2 separate regions of the Homo sapiens genome follow, and region 2 is linked to region 1. Evidence: chromatin contacts called from ENCODE Hi-C or POLR2A ChIA-PET data. All regions are on one chromosome and are shown on one strand. Each heading gives the region's core, a stretch centred on a gene start or an enhancer-like site at or near the end of the contact. The rest is flanking DNA. Distances are from core to core; before and after follow the strand shown.

Region 1 (7,641 bases), core at 2,388-4,887:
TATGGTGAAACCTCATCTCTACTAAAAATACAAAAATTAACCAGGCGTGGTGGCAGGTATCTATAAGCCCAGCTACTTGGGAAGCTGAGGCAGGAGAATTACTTGAACCCTAGAGGTGGAGGTTGCAGTGAGCCGAGATTGTGCCATCACACTCCAGCCTGGGCAACAGAGCAAGACTCCGTCTCAAAAAAAAAAAAATCAATTGTACTTATATATACTACTCAGGAACAATCAAAAATACAATTAGGAAAATAATTCTATTCACAATAATATCGAAAAGTATAAAATACTTTGGGGCCGGGTGCAGTGGCTCATGCCAACAATCCCAGCATTTTGGGAGGCCAAGGCGGGAGGATCACTTGAGGTCAGGAGTTCAAGACCAGCCTGGCCAACATGGTGAAACCCCACCTCTACTAAAAATACAAAAATTAGCCACATGTGGTGGCACGTACCTGTAATCCCAGCTACTCAGGAGGCTGAAGCATGAGAATTGCTTGAACCCATGAGGTGGAGGTTGAAGTGAGCTGAGATCGTGCCATTGCACTCCAGCCTGGGTGACAGAGTGAGACTCTGTCTCAAAAAAAAAAAAAAACAAAAAACTTCGGAATAAATTTTACAGACATGTAATATTGTTACACTGAAAATTACAAATCTTTGCTGAGAGAAATTAAAGAAATTCTAAATAAATAGACATTCTCTACAAATCAGAAGACTCATTATTAATAAGGAATTTCTCCTCTATTTCATCTATAGATCCAATTCAATTCTTCTCAAAATCCAAGCAGGCATTTTTTTTTTTTTTTTTTTTTTTTTTTTTTTTTTTTTTTGCAAAAATTGACTGGCTATTTCTAAAATTTATTTTAAAAGGCAAAGGGCCTAGAATAGCAAAAACAATTTTGAAAAAGAGTGACAAAGCTAGAAGACATAATTTCCCAATTTCAAAACTTACTATAAATCCACAGTAGTCAAGAGAGTGTGGCACTGAATAAGGATAGACATATAGATCAATGGAACAGAAGTGAAAGCCCAGAAATACACTCTTAACACTGATGCCAGTTGATTTGCAACAGAGGAGCCAAGGCAATGCCTCAGAAAAAGAATAGTCTTTTCAACAAATGATGATGGAACAATGGAATATCCATCTGCCAAAGAAGAAAGTTAGATCCCTATATCACACTATAGGCAAAACTAAACTAAAAATGGATCAGAGAACTAAATATAGAGTTAAAATTATAAAACGTTTAGAAGAAAATTGTTGTGACTTTGGGTTAGGCAAAGATTTCATAGCTATGACAGCAAAAGCACAATCCATAAAATTTTAAAAATTGATAAATTGGATTTCATCAAAATTAAAAGCTTTACAAGACACCATTAAGGAAATCTAAACATTGGAAGAATGTATTTGCAAATTGTATGTCTGCTTAAAGACACGTATCCAAAATATATAGAATACTTACAACTCAATATCAAGAAGTTAAATAATCCAATTTTAAAAGTAGATATAATAATTGAATATATATTTTGCCAAGGAAGATATATGAATGGCTAATAAGCACATGGTAAGATGTTCAATATTTTTATTCATTAGGGAAATACAAACCACAAGAGATACCATTTTATACCACAAAAACAGCTATAATTTTTTTTTTAAAAGGACATAATAACAAGTGTTTACAAGGATGTGGAGAAAGTAAAACCCTTATAAATTGATTATGGGAATGTAAAATGGTGCACCCAGTTTGGAAAACAGTTTGTCAGTCTCCTTAAAATTTAAACATAAATTTTCCATATGACCTGTCAATTGCCCTCCTGGGAACATTTGTCCATGAGAAACGAAAAGACATGTTCACACAAAGACTTGTTATAGGAATGTTCATAGCAGCATTACTCTTAGTAGCCAAAAAATGGAAACCAAAATGTTCATCGGCTGATGAGTTGATAAACAAAATATGGTATGTCCTTACAATGGAATACTATTCAGCCATTAAAAAGAATGAAGTGCTGGTACATGCTAAAACATGGATGAACATCAAAAACACTATACTAAGTGAAAGTAGCCACACATAAAAAGCCACATATTGGATAATTCAATTTATTTGAAATGTCCAGAAAGGGCAAATCTACAGAGATAGCAATTAGATTAACAACAGTTGACTGGGGCTGGTTAGAAAAGGGAGTGACTGTTAACAGTCATGAGGGATCTTTCTTGAGTAATGGAATGTTCTAAAATTGAATTATGGTGATTATTGCACAACTCTGTAAATTTACTAAAAAATCATTGAATTGTACACTTAAAAATAAAATGAAATAAAATAAAAAGACCTGACTAAAACAAAAATAGTTTAAAAAGATAAACTGGCCAAGCACGGTGGCTCACACCTGTAATCCCAGCACTTTGGGAGGCTGAGGTGGGTGGATCACAAGGTCAGGAGATCGAGACCATCCTGGCTAACACAGTGAAACGCCATCTCGACTAAAAATAGAAAAACTTAGTCGGGTGTGGTGGCATGCACCTGTAGTCCCAGCTACTCGGGAGGCTGAGGCAGGAGAATTGCTTAAACCCGGGAGGCAGAGGTTGCAGTGAACCGAGATCGCGCCACTGCACTCCAGCCTGGGCAACAGAGCAAGACTCCATCTCAAAAAAAAAAAAAAAAAAAAAGATAAACCACAAATATGTAAATAAACCAGTTTGTTTATTCATTCTACTATTGATAGATATTTGAGTAGTTTCCAGTGTAGAGTTATTATAAATACTGTTACTGTGAACATTCTTGTATATGTCATGCAGTAAACATCTGTAAACTTTTTCATTGTCTTTTGGAGATGGGGTCTTGCTCTCTCACCCAGGCTGGAATGCAGTGGTGCAATCATAGCTCATTGTAATCACAAAGTCCTGAGTCGCCAGGACTACAGGCACATGCCACCAGGCTAACTTAAAAAGAAAAAAAATTTTGCAGAGATGAGGTCTTGCTATGTTGCCCAAGCTGATCTCTAACTCCTGGCCTAAAAGGATGCTTTCACCTCAGCCTCCCAAAGGGGTGAGATTACAGGCATGAGCCACCATGCCTAGCCCATATGTACCCATTTCTGTTGAGTGTATATCTAGGAGTAGAACATCTGGGTCATGAGTATGCATATATTCTGCTTTAGCAGATACTGCCAAAGACTTTTTGCCAGGTTCTCTACCAATTTACATGTCCTTTGGCAGTATATGAAATTTCTACTTTCCCTATGCTATGATTTGAATGTGTCCCCCAAAGTTCATGTCTTGGAAAATTAATCCCCAAAGCAACAGTGTTGAGCGGTGGGTCATTTAAGAGGTGATTAGAGATCCTGAGGGCTCTGTCTTCATGAATAATGTCATTATGGTAGGAGTGATTTAGTTATCACTGGAGTTGGTTCATGATAAAAGGGTGAGTTCTACCTCCTTCCCTTTTCTCTCACATGAGCACTTCTGCCGTTTCACTTTCCACTATGGGATGGTGCAGCAAGAAGGCCCTGGTCAGATGCAATTCCCTCGACCTTGGACTTCCCTGTCTCCAGAACTGTGTGAAATAAATCTCTGTTCTTTATAAATTGCCAAGTCTTGGGTATTTTGTTATAGCAGCATGAAATGGACTAAGATACTCTACTTCCTTGCTGACATTTGGCATCTGTTCAGCCATTCTGCTGGGTGTGTAGTGGTTCCTTATTATGGTTGTGAAAGTGAACACTATTTTAAGTTTTTCTCTTTTGGTTTTTGGCTATTTGGGAATCCTCTTTGTGAAATGCTGATTCAAATATTTTTGCCCTTTTTTCCCCTTAAGTAGTCTGTTGTTTTCTTATTGATTTTTGTAGAAGTTTTTTTTCCAAGCCAGTCACAGTGGCTCTTGCCTGTAATCCCTTTGGGAGGCCGAGGTGAAAGAATCAAGTGAGGCCAGGAGTTCAAGACCACCCTAAGCAACATAGCAAGACCCTGTCTACAAAAAAATAAAACTAAATGAAATTATTTTTTTCCACTCTTTGGCTTGACTTTTCATTTTTTTTTTTTTTTTTTTTGAGATGGACTCTCGCTCTGTCACCCAGGCTGGAGTGCAGTGGCAGAATCTCAGCTCACTGCAAGCTCTGCCTCCCGGGTTCACGCCATTCTCCTGCCTCAGCCTCCCCAGTAGCTGGGACTACAGGCACCTGCCACCATGCCTGGCTAATTTTTTGTATTTTTAGTAGAGACGGGGTTTCACTGTGTTAGCCAGGATGGTCTCAATCTCCTGATCTTGTGATCTGCCCACCTCAGCCTCCCAAAGTGCTGGGATTATAGGCGTGAGCCACCACGCCTGGCCAACTTTTCACTTTCTTGACAATGTCTTTTGATAAGCATAAGTTTTAGTTTTAATGTAGTCTAACTTATCCATTTTTTTTCCTTTATGGTTTTAGTGGGTTTTTGTTTATCTTTTGTTTTTTATTTATTTATTTATTTATTTATTTATTTATTTATTTATTTATTAAGACAGTCTCACTCTGTCTCCCAGGCTGGAGTACAGGGGCACAATCTCAGCTCACTGCAGCCTCAGCCTACTGGGTTCAAGTGATTCTCCCACCTCGGCCTCCTGAGTAGCTGAGACTATGGGCACATGCCACCATGCCTGGCTAATTTTTGTATTTTTAGGAGAGACAGGGTTTCACCATGTTGCCCAGGCTGGTCTCAAACTCCTGGCTTCAAGTGATCCTCCCATCTTGGCCTCCCAAAGTGCTGGGATTACAGGCATGAGCCAGATTTTAGTGTTTTGTCTGTTTGTTTTTTGAGACAGAGTATCACTCTGTCACCCAGGCTGGAGTGCAGTGGCGCGATCTCAGCTCACCGCAACCTCTGCTTTCTGGGTTCAAGCAATTCTCCTGCCTCAGCCTCCTGAGTAGCTGGGATTACAGGCACCCGCCACCACGCCCAGCTAATTTTTGTATTTTAATAGAGATGGGGTTTTACCATGTTGACCAGGCTGGTTTCGAACTCCTGACCTCAAGTGATCCATCAGCCTCAGCCTCCCAAAGTGCTGGGATTACTGGCATGAGCCACCACCCCCGGCCAGTTTTAGTGTTTTTTGATGTACCATTTAAAAAATATTTGCCTATTTCAAGGCCACAATGATATTTTCCTGTTTTCTTCTAAAATATTTATTGTTTTATCTTTCACATTTAGATCGACAATAAATCTGAAGTTGATTTTGTATATACTGTAAGGTAAGGGGTCAACATTTATATTTTCCTATTTGGGTAACTGATTGATGCAACACCACTTTTTAAAAAAGCACTGCAGATTTATAGTAAGTCTTGAATTTGATGAAGTTCTCCAACTTTGTTTGTTTATTTATTTATTTATTTATTTATTTATTTTTATTTTTTTGAGACGGAGTCTTGCTCTGTCGCCGAGGCTGGAGTGAAGTGGCGTGATCTTGGCTCACTGCAATCTCCGCCACCTGGGTTCATGCCATTCTCCTGCCTCAGCCTCCCAAGTAGCTGGGACTACAGGCGCCCGCCACCACGCCTGGCTAATTTTTTCGTATTTTTAGTAGAGACGGGGTTTCACCGTGTTAGCCAGGATGGCCTCAATCTCCTGACCTCGTGATCCACCCACCTCAGCCTCCCAAAGTGCTAGGATTACAGGCGTGAGCCACAGCACCCGGCCATTCTTTTATTCTTAATTAATTAATTAATTTTATTTTTATTTAATTAATTTAAATTTTATTTATTATTTATGTATTTATTTATTTTGAGGTGGGGTCTCTCTCTGTCTCCCAAGCTGGAGTGCAGTGACACAATCATGACTCACGACAGCCTTGACCTCCTGGGCTCTAGTGATCCTCCCACCTCAACCTCCTGAGTAGCTGGGACCACAGACATACACCACCACACTTGGCTAATTTTTAAAATTATTTATAGAAATGAGGTGTCGCTATGTTGCCCAGGCTGGACTTGAACTCTTGGCCTTAAGCAATCTTCCTGCCTCAGTCTCTCAAAGTGCTGGGATTACAGGCAAGAGCCACTGTGCCCAGCCCCAACTCTGTTCTTATTCTTCAGGATTACTTTGGCCATTCCTGGTTTTCTGCTTCTACATATAAATTCTAGAATGAGCTTGCAGTGAAAATCATTCTGAGATTTTACTGGAATTACATTAAGTCTATAGATCAATTTGAAGAAATCAGAAAAATTCATTATAATATAAATCTTCCAATCTATGATTTTGGTATGTTTCTCCATTTATTTAGCTATCTTTAACTTTTTTGGAAAATTACTTTGTAGTTTTCAGTGCAGAGGTCTTGTATGTCTTTCATTGTAATAATTTCTAGTTTTTTTTTGGAGGAAGGCAAAAAGATATATATATTTAGAGTTAGCCAGCCGGACTCAGTTTAGATGATCCCAACTTTGTTGGCAACATCCAAAGCATCGTAATCAGAAGCCAGTCTAACATGTGCCTTCTTCTCTCCGTCAGGCTGAATCAGAGTGATGACCTTGGCCACATCAGTGTCATAGAGCTTCTTCACAGCCTGTTCGATCTGGTGCTTGCTGGCTTTAACATCCACAATGAATTTTTTTTTTTTTTTTTTTTTTTTTTTTTTGAGACGGAGTCTCCTTCTGTCGCCAGACTGGAGTGCAGTGGCACGATCTCAGCTCACTGCAACCTCCACCTCTCCAGGGTTCAAGCGATTCTCCTGCCTCTACCTCCCAAGTAGCTGGGACTACAGGCACATGCCACCACGCCCAGCTAATTTTTGTATTTTTAGTAGCGACGGAGTTTCACCATGTTGGCCAGATGGTCTCAATCTCTTGACCTCGTGATCCGCCCGCCTCAGCCTCCCATAGTGCTGGGATTACAGGCGTGAACCAACGCGCCCAGACGTTGTCTTCTATCTTCTTCATGGCAAACTTAGTAGCCAGTACAAACTTGATGATAACATAGTGGTCAAGCTTGTTTCTCCTGGGGTGCTCTTCTGAGGATATCTGGGCTGCCTCTGGAGTCGCAGCGTCTTGGCCACGGGAAGATGGGTGATGTGTGGATCTTCTTTTTTATGTGGCTGTGGACACCTTTCAGCACTGCCTTCTTGTCCTTCAAAGCCTTCGATTTGGCTTCAGCTTTAGGGGGGCAGGAGCTTCCTTCTTTGCCTTTGGTGCCATCTTGTGAAAAGGGTCTATTTCGAGATTTTTCATCATTTATTCTATCATATAGCATTTTAAGTTTTTAGTTAAAATGTTTCTTTTCTTTTTTTTTTTTTTTTTTTGAGACAAAGTCTCGCTCTTGTCCCCCAGTCTGGAGTGTAATGTCGCGATCTCGGCTCACTGCAACCTCTGCCTCCCAGGTTCAAGCGATTTTCCTGCCTCAGCCTCCCGAGTACCTGGGATTACAGGTGCACACCACCATACCCAGCTAATTTTTTGTATTTTAAGTAGAGCTGGGGTTTCACCATGTTGGCAAGGCTGGTCTCGAACTCCTGACCTCAGGTGATCTGCCCATCTCGGCCTCCCAAAGTGCTGGGATTACAGGCAGGAGCCACCATGTCCTGCCAATTGTTTCATTTTTTAATGCAAATGTCTATATATGTTGCTTATTTATAAAAATATAATTAACTTTTAAATATTAACCTTGGATGCAGCAGCCATTCCAAATTCACT
Region 2 (7,641 bases), core at 3,585-6,084, 48 kb before region 1:
AGACTGACTCACCTGCAGCCTCCCCAGGCCCTATTGAGTGGAGCCAGGTGGCAGTCCCCTAAAATGGCCTGCAGGTGTCTTCTTTGGGAAGCCCCAGAAAATACGGTGCCCCTGAGTGACCAGAGACAGGAGGAGGCAAGGGAGGCTGCCCAATGGATAGGAAAGAAGGTCCATTCTGTGCTCCCCAAATCCAAGATGGGAAAAGCCATTGCCCACCTCCAGGGCTTTAAAGAGCCACAGAGTCATCCTGTCTCCAAAGTCCCCACCCTCTGCCACGGTCCCTGAATGGTCCTGGCCCGGCTCAGTTCTTGGTTCTGCCAGGAAGATTGTTTAACTGACCTGGGGAGCCTGTCCCTTCTCAGAGCTGAAATTTTCCTTTCTGTAAATGGAGACAATGCCTCATCCAGCCAGTCATATATTATCTGTCATAGGAGTGTCAGGAAGGCAGGGACCTTGTCTGTCTTGGTATCATAGTTTCCCAGCATCAAGCACAAGGTGGATACTCAATCAATATTCATTGAATGAAATTAGTCTCAGTTTACTTATCTCTCTTTAATGCATCTATCTACCTATCCATCCACCCGTCCACCCACTCTTATCAATCTTCTACCCATTCCTCGCCCACCTGCCACCTCCTGCCCAACCCCTATTCATCTCCATTCATCCATCTACCCACTCCCTCTCCCCTACCTACCACCTGTCAATCTTCCGCCCCCTTTTATCTCACCTACTCATCCATCCCTCATCATCCCCTCCCCATCCCTTCTTCCATCCATCCATCTGTCCATCCATCCACCCATCCATCCATCCATCCATTCATCCATCTATCCACCCATCCATCCATCCATCCATCCATCCATCCATCCATCCATCCATCCATCCACTTCCTGATTCAGCCAACACTGGCTGGAATTACTTTTGAGTATATACAAAAATCTCAGGCCCTCTTATCCTTAACCTTGAGCTCTTTCTCCCATAGGCACTGGTGCTGAGTTTGAAGAGAGTGCTTCCATCCCAATAAATGCCATCAGATCACTCTGTTTATTCAGTCAACCAACAAATGCTGGTTCCTCTTGCCAGGCCCTGTGCTGGGTGCTGTGAGGTACAGTGAGATGAACAAGGAATGCCTCTGGCCTCAGAAGGCTCCCAGCCTGATGGACAGGTAAATTAGGCACACAAAGTATCAGAGGTTTTATTTATTTTTTTTAATTGAACACCTACTGTGTATTGGACCCTGTGTCCAGCATGTACACATCTGCTCTCTTTAATTCCCAACATTCCTGCAAAGGGAGTATTATCCCAACTTTACAGATGCAGAAGCTGGAAATAAGAGAGGCTAAATGTGCCCAGTGCCACACAGCTGCATGGTGGCAGAGCTAGTTTTCTACTCAGCCCCTAAACACCCCACTGTTCTAGGCTACCCTAGATGCCAGGTAGAAACACAGTGTTCCAGAACATACCACAAACATATTGGGGTTTACATGAGGGAGAGACCACTTCCAACTTCAAATGGTCAGGGGAGGCTTCTTGGAGGAATTCTCCTTTAGGCTGGACCTCAAGGACTTCTAAGAGTCTTCCAGGGTCTTAGAAGGAGACTCAGGAAATGTCCTGGGTTGCTGGATGAGGTGATAAAGGGAGGGCTTGAGCCATTGCCCAGCTGTGTGTCCTGAGCAAGTCACTCGGACTCCCTGAGCCTCAGTTTCCTTACTTGTAAAATGGATGTGACAATACCTGCTTCACAGTGTGGTTGTGAGAATAAGAATTTTTTAACTTCTGGAGCATTTTTCCCTTAGGGCAAGGTTTCTCAACAGTGACACTACTGACATTTTGGACCAGACAATTCTTTGTTTTGGGGGCTGTCCCGGGTACTATAGGAGGTTTGGCAGCATCTCTGGCCTCTACACACTAGAGGCGAGTAGCTCAACTGAACCAAAAACATTGGGATATTTGTAACAAGTAAAAAATTTCTCTAGAAATTGCCAAATGGCCCATAGGGGAGCAAAATTACTCACTGAGGACCATTGCTCTAGAGATATCCACATGGCTCCCGCCCTCACCCCGCTCCAAACTGTGCAAAGCCACCTACTCAGTGGGCTTCCCTAACCCCCTATTTAAAATGTCAACACCTCTCTTCTCCCCTCTCTATTTTTCTTTTTCTTTTCTTTTCTTTCTTTTTTTTTTTTTTAAATGGACTCTCACTCTGTCACCCAGGCTGGAGTGCAGTGACACGATCTCGGCTCACTCCAACCTCTGCCTCCCAGGTTCAAGCGATTCTCTTGCCTCAGCCTCCCAAGTAGCTGGGACTACAGGCATGCACCACCACACCCAGCTAATTTTATATTTTTAGTAGAGACAGGGTTTCATGATGTTGGCCAGGCTGGTCTTGAACTCCTGACGTCAGGTGATCTGCCCGCCTTGGCCTCCCAATGTGCTGGGATTACAGGCATGAGCCCCTGCGCCCAGCCACCCCTCTCTATTTTTTTATCACAGTGCCTTTTCTCCTTCCAACAGACCACATTGTTTACTGATTTACTTTGTGTGTTATGTGTCCTCTGCAGTTGAATTACAGCACCTCGAGGGCTGAGGTCCTTGGCTGTTTTATTTATTGATGCCGCCCCAGTACCTAGAACCAGGTTTGTCACACAGTAGGTGTCCAATAACTATTTGTTGAATGAATGGACAAAATGCCTAAGGAAGCGCTTTGTGGCATAATACCTTAACCAACAGAAAAATGGAGGAATTTTTATTTAAATTAGACAGGGGCCTGGATCTGACACTCTTGAATTTATCCTCCCATGCCCTCCCCATCCACCCCCACTGCTAATGAGGCGGGTAGGCTATAGGAGCTTAAAACAGATTCGTTTTTTTTTCTCTTTCTTGCCAGGACTTGAGTGGGAGTGAATGCGTCAGCTCTTGGAGTGGGGGGGCAATGCTCTGCACTGACTCGTAGCTGCAGGTTTGTTATATAAAGTACAGAAGCCTCCTGCCTGACACAGCCCCACAAACCCACATTTGGGGACTGACGCAGCTGCCCCACACTAGTCAGGGCAGCAGCTACGAACCCCCCAGCCTCCTCTCGGGGTCTCTCTGGCTTCCAAACCACCCCCTTGTCCTACAGGGGCTCCCGAGGGCCTCTCAGAGCCATACATGTCAGCGTGGGAGAGGACTTCCAAGGTGAGCCTGGTCAAATGCCTAGTTTTACAGGAGGAGAAAGTGAGGCTGAGAAAGGTTCCAATAATGCCCAGGATCTTCCAGTAAAGCCAATGACCAAGATGAGGGCAGAAGCCTGGTTCTAAAGCCTCAGGCTGCTAGTCTGAGCACCCAGGGTCCCCCAGTGTCCCCTTTCCATCCTAGCCTAGGACCCTTCCCTCTCTCAGCTTAGTAAAAGTAATCCTCCTCCTCCGCCCTCTTCAAAACACCTCCATAGGCATTGGAACCTCGTCACCCTCCCCCAATCCACCGGAGAGGTAATAGCTATATTTAAAGATGCAGCAACTGGGACCAGAGGAGGCAAGACCCTGCTCACGGTCACATAACAGGACTGTGGCAAAGCAGCCGCCATCTGACTCCCTGCTTTCCAGATCTCACTGTCCGCAGACACCTCAGGCTTCAGGGCCCCAGCCCAGACAGCAGGAAGCCAGCAGGAATTTGCCTCCACCACTCTCACGTGCCCACCCACCCACACACCTGCTCCCTGCCCCAGGGTGAGTTTGCTCCATGGAAATATCTGGACAGTGGGGACTACTTCTCATTCTCCCAGACTTGCTGTGTGCCCACCTTCTCTGAAGGTCACCCTGCCAGATGGTGGGGGCACTCCCTGAGGAGGGGGCTGGCTAGCGGTTCATGGAGGTGATGTGGCCCACAGAGGTGGTGAGTGTGCATCTGTGCTCTCTCCTGCATTCAGTCCCATGTGTCTTACCTTCTCCTGCCCTACTTGCTGGCTGTGCATTGTCAGGCCAGTTTCTAAACCTCTCTGGGCCTCCATCTTATCCATATCAGGTAGGATGGTTAATTATGTACCCCTACCAGGTCCTGGGCTTCAGTAAGCAAGTGACTAGAGGCAAAAGCATTTTCTACACTGTGCTTGGAGGAGGAAGACAGCATGACGGGTAGACACAGGCAGAGCAACTGGGGCTATAGACTAGCACAGCAGTGGCAAGCCCCAACCATGAGCTGCAGTGACCTTGACCTTCACTGGTCCTGGGCCCCCTAATCCTGGGGGCTTTGAAAACAGGACAGGAGAAAGTCCCAACTGTGGCCTGGCCCAGGGCCAGGGCTGCGGGTTACACATTAACGCTTGATGGAAAGAGCCAGCCACTGTCAGCCAGGGCCTCCCACCCCAGTGCCCAGCAGGAGCTTCTGCAGGCTCTCTCCACCCCCGCCCTCCTGGCACACCCACACCTGGCTCCCTTATGCCACCCACACCACCTCTCTGTGCTTCCAGGCACAGCCACTTTGCTCGCTGGGCCAGGCAGGGCGGTCGCTGGCAACTGGAAATCTGTCCAGCGCTGCATCTGGGGGAAGCGAGGTGCCCAGCCCCCTCTCGCACATCCCTGGGGAAGCGGCTGCCACCGGCCTTGAGCTTTACCCAGGCAGGGTCTGGGGCCCCTGATGTCAGGCTTGAGGGATAGACAAGGGGCTGGGGGCTCCCTACCCTGTTTGTGCCCAAGTCAAGCCCCACTTACCAGCCAGCAGGACAGTCAGATGGCAGAAGGTGGCCAAGCGGAGCAGCCACGACAGAGATATCGGAGCCATGGCTGAGGGTGGGCAAGAGTCCCGGCGGGGGCCAGGCAGGCGGCTAGAGCCAGGCGGCAGAGCTCAGTGCTGTCCCCTTGCCGCCGCCAGAGATCTGTGGCTTTTTATAATGGGGTTGGCTGCCTCCGCCTCCAGCCCCCGCAGGCAGGAGGGTGGGAGGGGAGAGGAAGGGAGCCAGTGTGCAGCCGCTGGATTCCTCAGGATGTTGCCAAGGAACCAAGCCGGCTTTGTGTCCCTGGGCTTCTCACCATCCTAGGCTTGTCATACTGGGACCTTCCCCGGGAGGCTGGACTGGGCCTGCCTGGGTACAAAGGCCTCCTCTCCTGCCACAAGCTGGGAACATGCCCTAGGATCTGGCCTGGGGCCCTTGATCCTAAGTGGGCAACACACAAAAGGCCAGCAGGCCGTGGAATAGAGAGCGGGGCGCCAAGGGGCCGGGAGAGACTCAGGGCCCCTCCATCCTGGGTCTGACAAGCTCTTCTTTGATCCAGAGAATGCCTCGCCCACATCAGGATGGACCCCTAAATTTCCCCTCTTAGAATCCCAAGCTCCTGGGGGACCTTGTTGATCTATGCATCTCCAGAGCCCAGCAGGGAGCCTGAAGTCAGCAGGGGCTTGGTGCAGGGTCTGCTGAAAGAAGGATTGAGTCCAACTTCATATGGATAGATGGGGAAACTGAGGCCCGGAGCCACCCCAGGTTATCCACAGCATCAGAGTGGAGAACTCCCCTCCCACCACCATGATGAGCAGAATGTGGACAGCTCAGGACCCAGGAGAGAGCCCTGGCCTCCCTGCCTCCACCTCCCGGTCTCCCGCTCCCTGCTTTGCACCCACTCCCACCTCTGCTCTGGCCCCTGTTAGCCCAAAGAACAAGGTGGCTGCCAACCCATCCCCGATAACTCTGTGGCTCTTGGCTCCTCAACTCTGTAGCCGTGGCTTGGATAAGGCTTGCCTCTCGTGGGGCCTGAGTTCTCTATCTGCCCAAAGAGAGCATTGGGCTAGTGCAATGGGGAGAGGGCTTCCCAGCACCGGCCCTCCAACAGGCTCTCACCGAAGGGTGCAGAGGCTTGCCAGCCTTGGGAGCACATTAGAACACAGTCTGCCTTCATGGCAGCCTTCCCTAAAGGCAGTGGCAACAATCCCTGAGACTCCAGAAGAGTCAGCAGCTCTGCCTTGGTATAGGACTGAGCTGTACTGGTGTCTCCAGGCTGCCAATCTGAGGGAAACCAGTTGTGGAGCCAGCATCCCACGCTATGAGCCAGTTGGGCTGGGCAGAGGGGCCACAGATCCCAAGGCCAGGGACCTCTCTCTCCTCAACCACCCCCCCCCGCCCCCCCACCCAACCCAATGGGCTGCCTGGTGCATGGGGTTAGGGGTTAGGAGGCTAGATACTTCTTGAAGTAGCGGAACACCCTTGGCAGGAGCCAAGGTCCACTCATGCTCAGAGAATCTGTCCTGGCCTGTGCACATGGGAAGCTAGTAGCCTTCTCATTCCCAATGTCCAATCCCTCTTTTTATAACTGGTGAAACTGAGGCCCAGAGAGGGACAAGGAGGGATAAAAACTGAGGTCGTGTTCTTTCTGCTCTGTTCATGTAAGAACAGAGGAGGAGGCCGAGTGCGATGGCTCACGCCTGTAATCCCAGCACTTTGGGAGGCTGAGGTGGGTGGATCACCTGAGGTCAGGAGTTCGAGGCCAGCCTGGCCAACACGGTGAAACCTCGTCTCTACTAAAAATACAAAAATTAGCTGGGTGTGGTGCACACCTGTAATCCCAGCTACTTGGGAGGCTGAGGCAGGAGAATCGCTTGAACCTGGGAGGCAGAGGGTTGCAGTGAGCCAAGATCACGCCACTGCACTCTAGCCTGGGTGACAGAGTGAGACTCTGTCTAAAAAAAAAAAAAAAAAAAGACATTTTCTTAGGTTCACCAGCCAGGAAATGAGGGATCCTGGATTCGTCCCAGCCAGCTGGCTCTGAGGTCTGAGCTCAAGACCAGTAGGGTCCACCACCTGCCTCCACCCTCACTGCGAGGACCAATGTGAAGACTAAGTGAGTTTATGTCCATAGGGTACGGGACAGAGCCTGGCATAAAATAGAAGCGAAAATGCAAAGCACGGCTCTGCTTTTCCTCATTTGACCCTTTGGACACCCTCTACCCTCCCCAGGTCCAGCTTCTACTCCCATAAAATGGGAATGATCACCCCCATCTATCTCATTAGGATGTTAAGAACTGAATTTAGATTTAATTTGGACACAATAACCAGGCTTTCAGGCTAGCCAGACCCAAGGCTAAACAGGACTCCAGGCCGGATGTGGTGGCTCACACCTGTAATCCCAGCACTTTGGGAGGCCGAGGCAGGAGGCAGAGGCAGATTCCCGGGAATCTGAGACCAGCCTGGCAAAACCCCCTCTCTACAAACATGGTGAAACCCCCTCCCTACAAAAAATATACGAAAATTAGTGTGGTGGCCTGTGCCTGCAGTCCCAGCTGCTCAGGAGGCTAAAGTGGAAGGATCAAGTGAGCCTGGGGAGGTTGAGGCTGCATTGAGCCATGATCATGCCACTGCACTCCAGCTTGGGCACAGAGTGGGACCCTATCTGAAAAAAAATAAATAAATACATCAGCAGGACTCCACCACGGATAAGGGGTGTTCCCTTGGGCAAGTGACTTAACCTCTCTCTGCATTTCAGCTTCCCTATATGTAAAATGGGATGCAAACAGCCACCTCATCAAGCCACCACGACAGTGAATAAAACTAAGGACTTTCACAGTGCCTGGCACGCAGGAGGCATTAGTATCTGTTATTGAGCCCGGTGTGTGCCAGGCAATGTGGTGGGATGGGGGACACAAAGGCAAGTGAGCTGAAGTCCTTGCCCCCAGGAGCTG

The links. A loop is a pair of places that touch in the nucleus more often than their neighbours do. ChIA-PET counts read pairs that join two places held with the same protein, here RNA polymerase II (POLR2A). Pooled maps may share reads with other maps.
Region 2: a loop to region 1 is called in a map of IMR-90, with 2.2 times the contacts of the local background. The contact joins the promoter of CX3CL1 here to the enhancer-like site in region 1. A Hi-C loop is called at or near these places in 20 of 168 maps with a recorded cell type or tissue (GM12878, IMR-90, Panc1 and 10 more), 31 of 37 single-sample maps with no recorded cell type and 23 of 50 pooled maps. POLR2A ChIA-PET finds 5 or more read pairs at or near these places in 12 of 52 experiments (A549, B cell, GM10248 and 8 more).

The regions. Positions count from the first base shown.
Region 1 is chr16:57,320,857-57,328,497 of GRCh38, reverse strand. It overlaps the pseudogene RPL23AP91. Among named protein-coding and RNA genes, the nearest start is that of TRL-CAG2-2, 24 kb to the right of the region's middle. Within about 2 kb of position 3,637, at least 2 of the 41 ENCODE cell types and tissues checked have a DNase peak (open chromatin) inside an H3K27ac peak, as active enhancers do; they include B cell, where a contact is called at or near this core.
Region 2 is chr16:57,369,683-57,377,323 of GRCh38, reverse strand. It overlaps CX3CL1 (C-X3-C motif chemokine ligand 1), which reads right to left and starts at 4,834. Exons shown (of 3, transcript NM_002996.6): 1 at 4,686-4,834. The coding sequence starts at 4,755.